Regions from separate parts of the Homo sapiens genome. Here all the other regions are linked to region 3. Evidence: chromatin contacts called from ENCODE Hi-C or POLR2A ChIA-PET data. All regions are on one chromosome and are shown on one strand. The core of a region is the stretch at or near the end of the contact, and the rest is flanking DNA. Distances in the headings are between cores, read along the strand shown.

Region 1 (3,234 bases), core at 456-2,955, 420 kb after region 3:
TGGGAGCCTCAGTAATGTCTGATAGAATTCATTGTGACCCTTTCCCTTAATTAATACCAATGAATTTTTTTTCAAATTAAGTTTCATTGTTATTTATAACTCTCTGAGCATTAAGGCAAATATATAGGATAATAAGAATAAAATAACTGCACAAGAATATGAGGAAACTGTGAATCAGCAAATATTGCAAAGCAATAGAATCACAGTTCTCATTTTTTATGCATCAAGCATTTATTGAACACCTAGTATGTCAGGCTGTATTCTAGCCTTTGGACCTCTGTTGGGTCACTCCAGGTTTCAACTCAGCTAGTAAGGACTGTCCTCTTAACAGAACTTTGCCAATAGCCAGTTAAGCCCGCTTGTCAACCTTGCCACGTCCTTGTGGGCTTCAGTGAAATTAGGCAATCAGGCAAGACCTATTCCAACAGAATACCAGTAGAATGTCCTTCAAATGCAATACAATAAGTTCAAATAATTTTCTCTGCCTTATTTTACTGACTATATGCCTTGTTTTACATCTAATTTTACAAGATTATATGTCTTGTTTACTTACAATGGCACTGTCATTACCATTGCTGAAAAAAATAAAGGAAGTAAAAGACCTAATTATTGACCTTGAGAGGTTTGTGTCTCAGTGGGTGATATATACATAGTAAGAACAACCACCTCTGAGTGCCAGTTCTGCCCAAGGGTTTAATTGAAGGCATGGTTGGAGCTCATCATACTCCATGACAACTATTCAGGGAATGACATTGTTATCAGTAGTGTGAAAGTCTCTTAAGAGCCTAAATAAATGGTCCTCAAAAGGCAGTGTCCAAAAAGATTACCCAAGAATCTCATTAAAATGCTGATGCCTGGGGCCCCAAACTGAGTGATTCTGTTCACTGAGAAGTGAGTGGTATGTGGTGGGGGTTAGGAATAAACCTTTAAGAAGCACTTCCAGTGATTTTGACACAGGTACTCTGCACTCTACACTTTAAGAAACTATGAGACCCTCCCCTAACTTTAGGGCCCTTAAGAAACTATGAGACCCGCCCATAACCTTAAGGCACTTTGGATAAGGAAGATGACAAATGGAAGAATAAAATTACAGAGCCATTTCTGCCTCCTAGATCTTTCACTTAAGACCAAGTGGACTTCACTATTGGATGTTAAAGTACTCCTAAGGCTCATGAGTTCCTCCTTGTGGTCTCATCTCTGTAATTCCATCTGAAAAGTGGTTGGCCATATACCTGCCTTATTATATCTGGTCCGTTAAAAAAAACCACTGGAGGTCTTCAGCTATTGATATTGCCTTTGACTTCCATGGTCCTTTCCAAGGTAAGGCCCTGAGCTGAGAATGGTTCAGAGATCAGTTATCGCCATATAAGGAGGGAGACAGGCTAAAAGCTCCTTTTAAATGTTTGGAACAAAGTGTGAAGCTTTGCAGCCTCCGTGTGTTTATGATGTAAGCAACAGTGAGTAGCACAAAGAACTTAGAGGAGACTCGGTGATTCATTCAGGAAGAAATAGCTTGCACCTGTGAGAATGCTGAAGGCGCCACTTGGCATTATTGGGGTGCTGCCTCAGCTGGAAGGCAGGCTCTGCCCCCATACGAACCAACAGCTTGTAGCTCTTAAGTGGCCCTGGGCCTCTCTCACTGTTATGTTTTGCTTTTGGAATGAAAGCAAACTTGTGACTCACTTGAGAGCTGAGGGGAGGTATGTGCTTAGTAGCATTCAGTCTTGGCAGGAGGGCAGCCACCGCAGAGATGGGATGCAATCTAATAAGAACATGTGTTCTTACAGTATGCCTCATGGCCAGGCCACTTTATCTTCAGTAATCCCAATCTATGTCCCAGAATCACATTATTTGGCCATAGACCAGACCCCGTGTATTCTTGGCTTGAGGAATAATGAAACGTGATCTCAAGACAAGATAGGATCATGAGCTGAAGAGACACTGATGAATTTTTCTCCCCAGCAGCACAACATTAAATGTAACATTGCATCAGGAAAATGTATTTAACATGCCAGTAGGGAAGACCAAACATTGCCTTCTGTACATGAAATTCTGCCTCGATAGCTTATGTTTACTGACAGGAACAAATTGATGTTAGGGATAAAAGAACATCAGAAAACAAAAGCTTCAGTTGTAGGCGGAATAGCCCTAAGTGTATTGCTGTTATTACAGTAGTCATTCGTCTTGGAGAAGGCATTGGATGCTATTGTACATGTCATCCAAAGAGCCATTTATCAAGAAAAGCTCTTAAGGGTACAATAATGTTAAAATTCAAAACTCTTTGTGTTTAGAGAATATGGTGAAAGGGACGAGGCAATGTCTGGAGCTCAGTATGGTCTTTCTGGTCCTGCTTTGAGCAAGCCCAGTGCAGTGGGCCAGTCTCTGGGATCTAGGAAGGGTCACTCAGAGGGCAGCCTTCAAGAAGGCTCTGGGGCCGGGCGCGGTGGCTCACGCCCGTAATTCCAGCACTTTGAGAGGCCGAGGCAGGTGGATCATGAGGTCAGGAGATTGAGACCATCCTGGCTAACACGGTGAAACCCGGTCTCTACTAAAAATACAAAAAAAAAATTAGTTGGGCGTGGTGGCGGGCCCCTGTGGTCCCAGCTACTTGGGAGGCTGAGGCAGGAGAATGGCATGAACCCGGGAGGCGGAGCTTGTGGTGAGCAGAGATCCAGCCACTGCACTCCAGCCTGGGTGACAGAGTGAGACTCTGTCTCAAAAAGAAAAAAAAAAAAAAAAAAAAAAGAAGGCTCTGGGCAGGTCAGGCTGAATCCCTGTGGCCACTGAGGATCAGAAAGCAACTGGTGTTGGTTCCACTAGTGGGGAAAAGAATCAGTTGCTTGGATGGAAAGCCTGACTCCTCACTTTCTTGCTGTAAAATCATGCATGTGTCACGTAATCTCTTAAGACAACGATAGTTCTTTTCCAAGTCCATCCTCCCATGGACTATGGTCAATATTTTGGCCTACACTGCAAGGAACCCTTTTCAAAATATAAACTATCCTTAAGTTCAGTGTTTGCACTGATATTTATATATTAATAAATTGGGCAAGTAAAAGTCATGGCTGCACAGAATAGAAAATAGTACAGAGTGGCAGGGCATGGTGTGTGGGTGGGAAGAAATCTTGTTGACTTCATGTGAATACAACTAGGAGGGTCCCAGCAGAGGCATTTTATTACCTTGATGGAATACAGTTTAAAAAATACCTCCAAAGTTAAATTTCAAAAAAGGAA
Region 2 (3,345 bases), core at 548-3,047, 370 kb after region 3:
CACTCTCCTAGATTCTTCCCATCACCATCGTATCTGCTGTCACATTCCTGTCATTAGAAGAGCTTCTTGAGCCCATTTTCCCCTCTGGTGACTGCTCTCCTTCTCTGCTCTTTCCAGCTTTGCCATAACATGACACTTGCCAAGTCTGAGGAGCCACCTTGTTGCCAAATCAAGTGTTCCTTCTTGGCTTATCTTGCTGGGGCCTCTCACATACATTCAGTGGAGCACTCTTGCATTCTTAAAATCCTTGTTTCCTTTCCCTTCCCTGGTCAGGGTCCCTCTTCTCACACACAGACTCCTCACCTCTGGGCTCTGTGTATGTTCGCTACTATTGCACCTGTTCATACCTAGCTCCCTCACCTTTGTCAGGCCTCTGTTTCTCTCTCTGCCATTACCTCCTGAAAGGGGGCTTCTCTGAATTTGCTTTAAATTAGCCCTTTCCACTCATCCTCATCACTTCTGTATCTGCTTGTCCTGGTTTTTCTTTCATAGCTCATCACCACCTGAAATGCTTATACTCCCTTGTTTTCTTGTCTGTTTATCAGATATCTCATCCAGTAATAATATAAACCACATAAAGGTACGGGCTTTGCTTTTTTGGTTATCTGCTCTCTGCTTGGAATTTGAACGTGTCTAATACATAATTAGTCACTCAATAAATATATGATGAATAAATGAATGTTCCTGAAACCATTTTCCAGTTCCTCCTAAGAACCTGTAAGCCCACTACCTATCCATCATAGACAAGTATCACAATTGTAAAATTTCTGTTCTGATTTGTGACTGAATTTCATTTTATCTCTTATGATTTAAAGAGTATATGTATTCTAAAAAATCCAGTAACTTTTTCCACCTTGGTTCATGGAGCTGGTCTGCCTTCTTTCTTCCATGATGAACTTGCATATCTTCTATCTTTGTGTGCACATGTCTACACATATGCTACGGGTCCCAAAAGAATAACTGTTTCAAGAGGTTGATGTCTTTAAAAAACAAAAAAAAACGTCCTTAGTTTCTTTAAAAATACATAATTGCTGCCTCTCCAGAGATATTTTTACAGTGTGTCCCTAGAGGAGGAATTCCAGCTGATGGCCCAATGCAGGGCAGAGGCCCGTAGACAGACAGTCTGGCTCCAATTTATGCTCTGTGTTCACATGGCTAATAGGCGTTAGTATTTTGATTTAGAGAACTGCTGTACTGGATCCTGCCCTGGTTATACACTGGCAACATCTGGCTTAGAACCACACATTTAAAGGCCAAGAGCTATTTATTTTCTTCATCTTCCTCTTCTCTCTCTCTCTCTCTCTCTCTCTCTCACTCTCTCTCTCTCTCTATTCAGTAAAATGTCTGGGGAATAGTTTCAGTATTTTGATAGAGCAGTACACAGAATAAATTGGCAGTAGTTCAATTTGCTTCCTATTAAACTCTGTTGTAGACACTTTGAACCTTTTGGAACTGTTATAATATGTATAATATATATCAGAACTTCCACAAAACCCTGTTAGTGCCTTTATTATCCCACTTTTTTCCTCTATCCAAGATTTTGCTATCACCTCATTTTAGACCCTAAACTCAACATTCACTACACTTAAATGCAAATTAAAAAAAAGCAACTCTTGATTCATAAGGTGCCCATAATTCTACAAACATCTAATGAAAATGAGCAAACATCTCTGTATAAAACTTGGGTTCAATCCAGAAGTATGTTTCATTCTCACATGCCTGATAAAACAGTGGAATTGCAGGTGCTGGCAGCTCCCTCACAGCAGTTTGGCAAGATGGAGGGTGCCCAGCATTGCTAAGGCTACACCCACCAAATGTCCAGTCATCTTTCTGGGATTCTTGGATCTGTGAGTCCTTTAGCTGGAAAAATGCAGTGCTGTAATCTGCTCACTTAGAATTAGCTGTCCCAGTGACTTAGTAAGCTGGAAAAAAACAAAATTAAAATTAGATATTTGAAAGTAAGCCTGCCCCAGACATTCTCTTAGAAACAAGATCACCACCTCTTACAGGCATGGTTTTCCTTGGCTGATGGCATGACTAGCCCTGGCCCATCTGTGCCAAGACTTTGGCATGGCTGATGAAACCTCTCTCTTTCAATAGGCCTTGCTCTCTGGAAAGCTTAGTAAAATACAGCTAGTTCACACTCCAGCAAACCACAAACCTAAACTTTCCCAGTTACAAATGATATTTTGCCAAAATGCTTACTAAGTCCTGGCTCTCACAGAGTGTGTGATGTGGAATCTCCACAGCTTGAAAAACAAATGACCAGCCCTCCCAGTGCCGTGGGGTTGCATTCCAGTGGAGTGCTCAACTACAGTTTTTATCACACCACATGCCATGCTTGCTTGCTAGCAGATTCTTGCATTTTGCTTTTTTTAAAAAAAATTATGCTTGTTTGCATGCTTATCAGATGTACAAAATGCATTCTTCATGGATTTTCCTATCACTGTTTGGGTAGCACAGAGTTACGTACTTCAGAAGCATGGAATTGATCAAAGTAACAATCAAAAGGAACAGTATGTTTTCTCCCATCCCCATAAATCTGATCTGTAAATGCAAAGAATGTGAAGAATGAACATAAGAAATTCAATAATGGTATTTAAAACTTAAAAAGAAAAATTGGCAAATCATAGGATAAGAGCCTAACCAACCTGGTCTCCAGAAGGAAAACCTTTTAAATCAGATATTTCTGAACTCCTATCTGAAATATATATCTTTAGGGCAGTAATCATCAGAAACATAACAGACTAGTGTGGAGCTCAGTTTTATTGTCTTGCATCAGTGAACATTCCTCAGAAGCACAGAGCGTCACTAATGGAATTATATGTTTTCATGCTATAATTACATTTGATTTTTCCTGATATTTCTGTAGACTTTGTTCATGGTTCCATGACTAGGCAGAATAGTTTCATAGAATATCCTCAGCCTAGTTAATGCCTAGTTCCCCCAACCCTGTCAAAAAGACAGAGACTAATTATAGGAATTTTTCAACCAAAAAAGACAAAATGTTTTTTTTTTAATTTACACAACCTTTAGAGATTTTATTTCAACAAAAACATGATCAACAAAATGAAGAAAAAAGAATTTTATACTTGAAGGAAACAGAGCAAGGGGCCCTTCTGAGCTCTGAAACCCCTTGAGACACAAACTGGCACTTATTAATATTTTTTTTCTTTTGAGATACTGTTTCACTCTGTCACCCAAGCTGGAGTACAGTGGCATGATCTTGGCTCACTGCAACCTCCACCTCCAAGGTTCAAGGGATTCTCGTGCCTCAGCATCCTGAGTAGCTGGGATTACAAGCACACACCACTGTGTCCAGCTAATTTTTGTATTTTTAGTAGA
Region 3 (2,941 bases), core at 384-2,883:
TGGTTTCTCTGCATGGAACATTCTTCTCCAAGGTGCTTCTATGGCTTATTCCTTCTCATCATTCAGTTCTCTATTCAAATAACTCTTTTCAGAAGGGCCATCCCTAACCACCTGTAGTAGTATTTATCAGTCGGTATCTAACAAAGTATGTTTTCCTTTTCCATTTAGTTACTTGTATGTCTCCTCCTCTAGCATGTAAACTACATGAAGTGCCAGTGCTATATCTTCTCTATTGTATCTCTGCCTCTAAGACCTGTGTTTAACACATGGTAGCCTCTCCAAAAATATCTGTTGAGTGAATGAATCATTTTTTATTCTAGTCTAGTTGTTATGTCATAAACCACAGGCATCACAATCATCAATATCAACACAAACAACAATTGTGTTCATTCATTCTTTCAGCAATTTAGGCTGGGTGCAGTGGCTCATGCCTGTAATCTCAGCACTTTGGGAGGCTGAAGTGGGCAGATTGCCTGAGCTCAGAAGTTCGAGACCAGCCTGGGCAATATAGGGAGACCCCATCTCTGTGAAAATAAAAATACACAAATTAACCAGGCATGGTGGTGCATGCCTGTAGTCCCAGCTACTCTGGAGGCTGAAGTGGGAGCATCACTAGAGCCTACGAGGTCAAGGCTGCAGTGAGCTATGATTGCATCAAGGCACTCCAGCCTGGGTGACAGAGTGAGACCCTGTCTCAGAATGAAATAAAATAAAATAAATAATAAAATATAATACAATTCAACAGCTTAAAATTTAAGAGCTAGTAAAATTTTGTAAAATCTGGCAAGCTAGCAACTAGGGGAAGCCACAGGATTCAGTCTGTCCATGAAAACTGTACTTGCTGAAAATGTTGCTTCCTTCATGCCCCTTTTGGAACTGATAGGACTCGCTTTCCCCCATTCTAACATGAGTCATTTCTTCAGATCTTGGGGATGCCACCTTCTGCAAATATTGTCTGTGGACCCATACATGGCAGAAGGGTAGCCATGTTCCTGAAACCTTATCCCAAGCATACACAGTACCAGATGCCTAGAACAAGTTCTGGCAGCTTCTTCAAATTCCAGGTTCTTTTCTGTTATTTCTAATTCTAAGGTTTTCCAAAATAGAATTGCCTCCCTGACCCACAGATTTGTTCATCCCAAATTACCACACCATACCACTTAGAAACACTCCCTCCTTAGCTCCCCAACGTTCCTTTATAGGTTTTTGGCACTGGAGCCACTAGTAAAAGGCCTTATACACCAGAAGGACAGCAGATGACTTTGCAGCTCCCAAAGAATATCAGGCATGATGGGGTGGGATGCAGATAGGCCCTTTTTAACTTTAAGTTCCTTTTTTAGGTTGCCAGGTACAAGACTTGATAACTTAAAAGTCCCTCCCAGCAATGGACAAGTGACCTCATTTAAAAATCTGATTGGAATAAACTTCACCCAGGCCAGACTCTCCTTAGCTTTAAAGATTAACAAAAGGTGCAGAGATTGTAGTGTCTACATCCCTGCACCTCCAGAGAGTTCTCTGGTAACTCTGCCAGGAAGGTAGGTGGGCCCCTTGAGCATAAGTGAATTGGAACAGCCTGTTTTAAAACAGGCACCAGAACCTGGCTACAGAATGTTTACTGTGCAGTCTCCTGGAGTGACTAAGTGGGCAGGCATCTCCAGGAGCCCAGCCAGGAGAGCCCTGCTTTGGAGAGACACGTCCCCACCTCCCACATGCTCCCAACCACCACCCTCTCTGCCTTCCTGCCACTGGGTGTGCAATGACACAGGAGACAGAGTGAGTCTATCTGAGGTGCTATAAAATCCATCAGTGCATATGAAGAAGAAAAGCTAAAACCGTGGGGACCACAATTTATTTCCAAATTTTATGTCCTTCAAAATCATGTTGCACATTCCTGGTTAGAGGCAGCAGATTGTGATGTTGGTTTGCTGCTTGTGGAAAAATGCTGAGGCCCATCAATATCATGGGAAATCCTTTAAGAGACTGCAAAGATTCTGTTTTTTGGAGAGTGGGCCTTTTCTACCTGGCAAAACTCTGGAATTTCAAAGGTAGAACTCAGCCCTCTTCTCTGTTTTCGCTCTCAACAGACCTCAATCCTCTTCAACTTCGGGGGCTTTGGTCTGGGCTCTAAGAAATGAAACATATTCCCCAATGGGTTTTCTTTCTTTTTTAATAAAAATATCAAAGGCATACTTATCGGTGGCTGAGGAGGGAAAGCTGTGGCAAAGGCTATTTTTTAACTGGAACATGCCCCGTGTTGTGCCTCACTCATCCAGGGGCGCTGGAAGATTGATGGTTGGACATGTGGAGGGAACTGCCACTGATTGAAATCAGACAACTGCAAGCTGTGCAGGAGAGCCAGGGGAACCCATTTTAACCACAGCCCTCCAGTCTTAGCACATTTGGACAGGGCTCAGAGGAGCTGGGCAACACTAGGAGGCCAAGGGCAGAAGGAGGGGCCGGGAAAGGCTGAAGGATGTACACTTCTCTGTGTCTCTAACTCATCTGCGCCTTTTAAAAAAAGCACCGGGCAAGACAGAACACTCCTTGCCAATGATCAGCCATGGGCCTTGGGATTTGAAATGAAAAATAATCAGTCCGCTTGCACAAGCAGAGAAAAGAGATAAAAATGATAAAGCCTGCTGTTTCACTGACCAAAACCCCTGATGCTACTGTCCCTGAATTTTGGGCAGGATTCTTTTATTTGCTTTTCAACAGGCAGGGGCCAGGGAGGAAGCCATGGGAAATTGTCAGTGTGTTACTTAGTACCCATCACCAGGATTGTAGCCAGAGTTCAGTGTTGTTAACAATTGTGCAGCTATGCACTTGAACTGAGACATTTTTATTTCATTAGGGGTGTCGGTTTACAGCCATTAGCTAAGCAGATTGGCCAGGACCAAAAGGCTTTTTTTTTTTTTTTTTAAATGTGTTATCGCCAGATCTC

Evidence for each region. A loop is a pair of places that touch in the nucleus more often than their neighbours do. ChIA-PET counts read pairs that join two places held with the same protein, here RNA polymerase II (POLR2A). Pooled maps may share reads with other maps.
Region 1: a map of gastrocnemius medialis shows a loop between it and region 3 (3-fold over the local background). The contact joins two enhancer-like sites. A Hi-C loop is called at or near these places in 2 of 168 maps with a recorded cell type or tissue (gastrocnemius medialis and heart right ventricle) and 3 of 50 pooled maps. POLR2A ChIA-PET finds 5 or more read pairs at or near these places in 1 of 52 experiments (PC-9).
Region 2: a loop to region 3 is called in a map of gastrocnemius medialis, with 2.5 times the contacts of the local background. The contact joins two enhancer-like sites. A Hi-C loop is called at or near these places in 1 of 168 maps with a recorded cell type or tissue (gastrocnemius medialis) and 4 of 50 pooled maps.

What each region holds. Positions count from the first base shown.
Region 1 is chr6:133,550,451-133,553,684 of GRCh38, forward strand. The region is part of intron 5 of TARID (TCF21 antisense RNA inducing promoter demethylation); the gene reads right to left. Among named protein-coding and RNA genes, the nearest start is that of EYA4-AS2, 95 kb to the left of the region's middle. Within about 2 kb of position 1,706, at least 8 of the 41 ENCODE cell types and tissues checked have a DNase peak (open chromatin) inside an H3K27ac peak, as active enhancers do; they include gastrocnemius medialis, where a contact is called at or near this core.
Region 2 is chr6:133,500,759-133,504,103 of GRCh38, forward strand. The region is part of intron 13 of EYA4 (EYA transcriptional coactivator and phosphatase 4); the gene reads left to right. TARID (TCF21 antisense RNA inducing promoter demethylation) reads right to left here. Exons shown (of 9, transcript NR_109982.1): 9 at 1,494-1,922. Among named protein-coding and RNA genes, the nearest start is that of EYA4-AS2, 46 kb to the left of the region's middle. Within about 2 kb of position 1,798, at least 9 of the 41 ENCODE cell types and tissues checked have a DNase peak (open chromatin) inside an H3K27ac peak, as active enhancers do; they include gastrocnemius medialis, where a contact is called at or near this core.
Region 3 is chr6:133,129,423-133,132,363 of GRCh38, forward strand. No RefSeq gene overlaps it. Among named protein-coding and RNA genes, the nearest start is that of LINC00326, 43 kb to the left of the region's middle. Within about 2 kb of position 1,634, at least 9 of the 41 ENCODE cell types and tissues checked have a DNase peak (open chromatin) inside an H3K27ac peak, as active enhancers do; they include gastrocnemius medialis, where a contact is called at or near this core.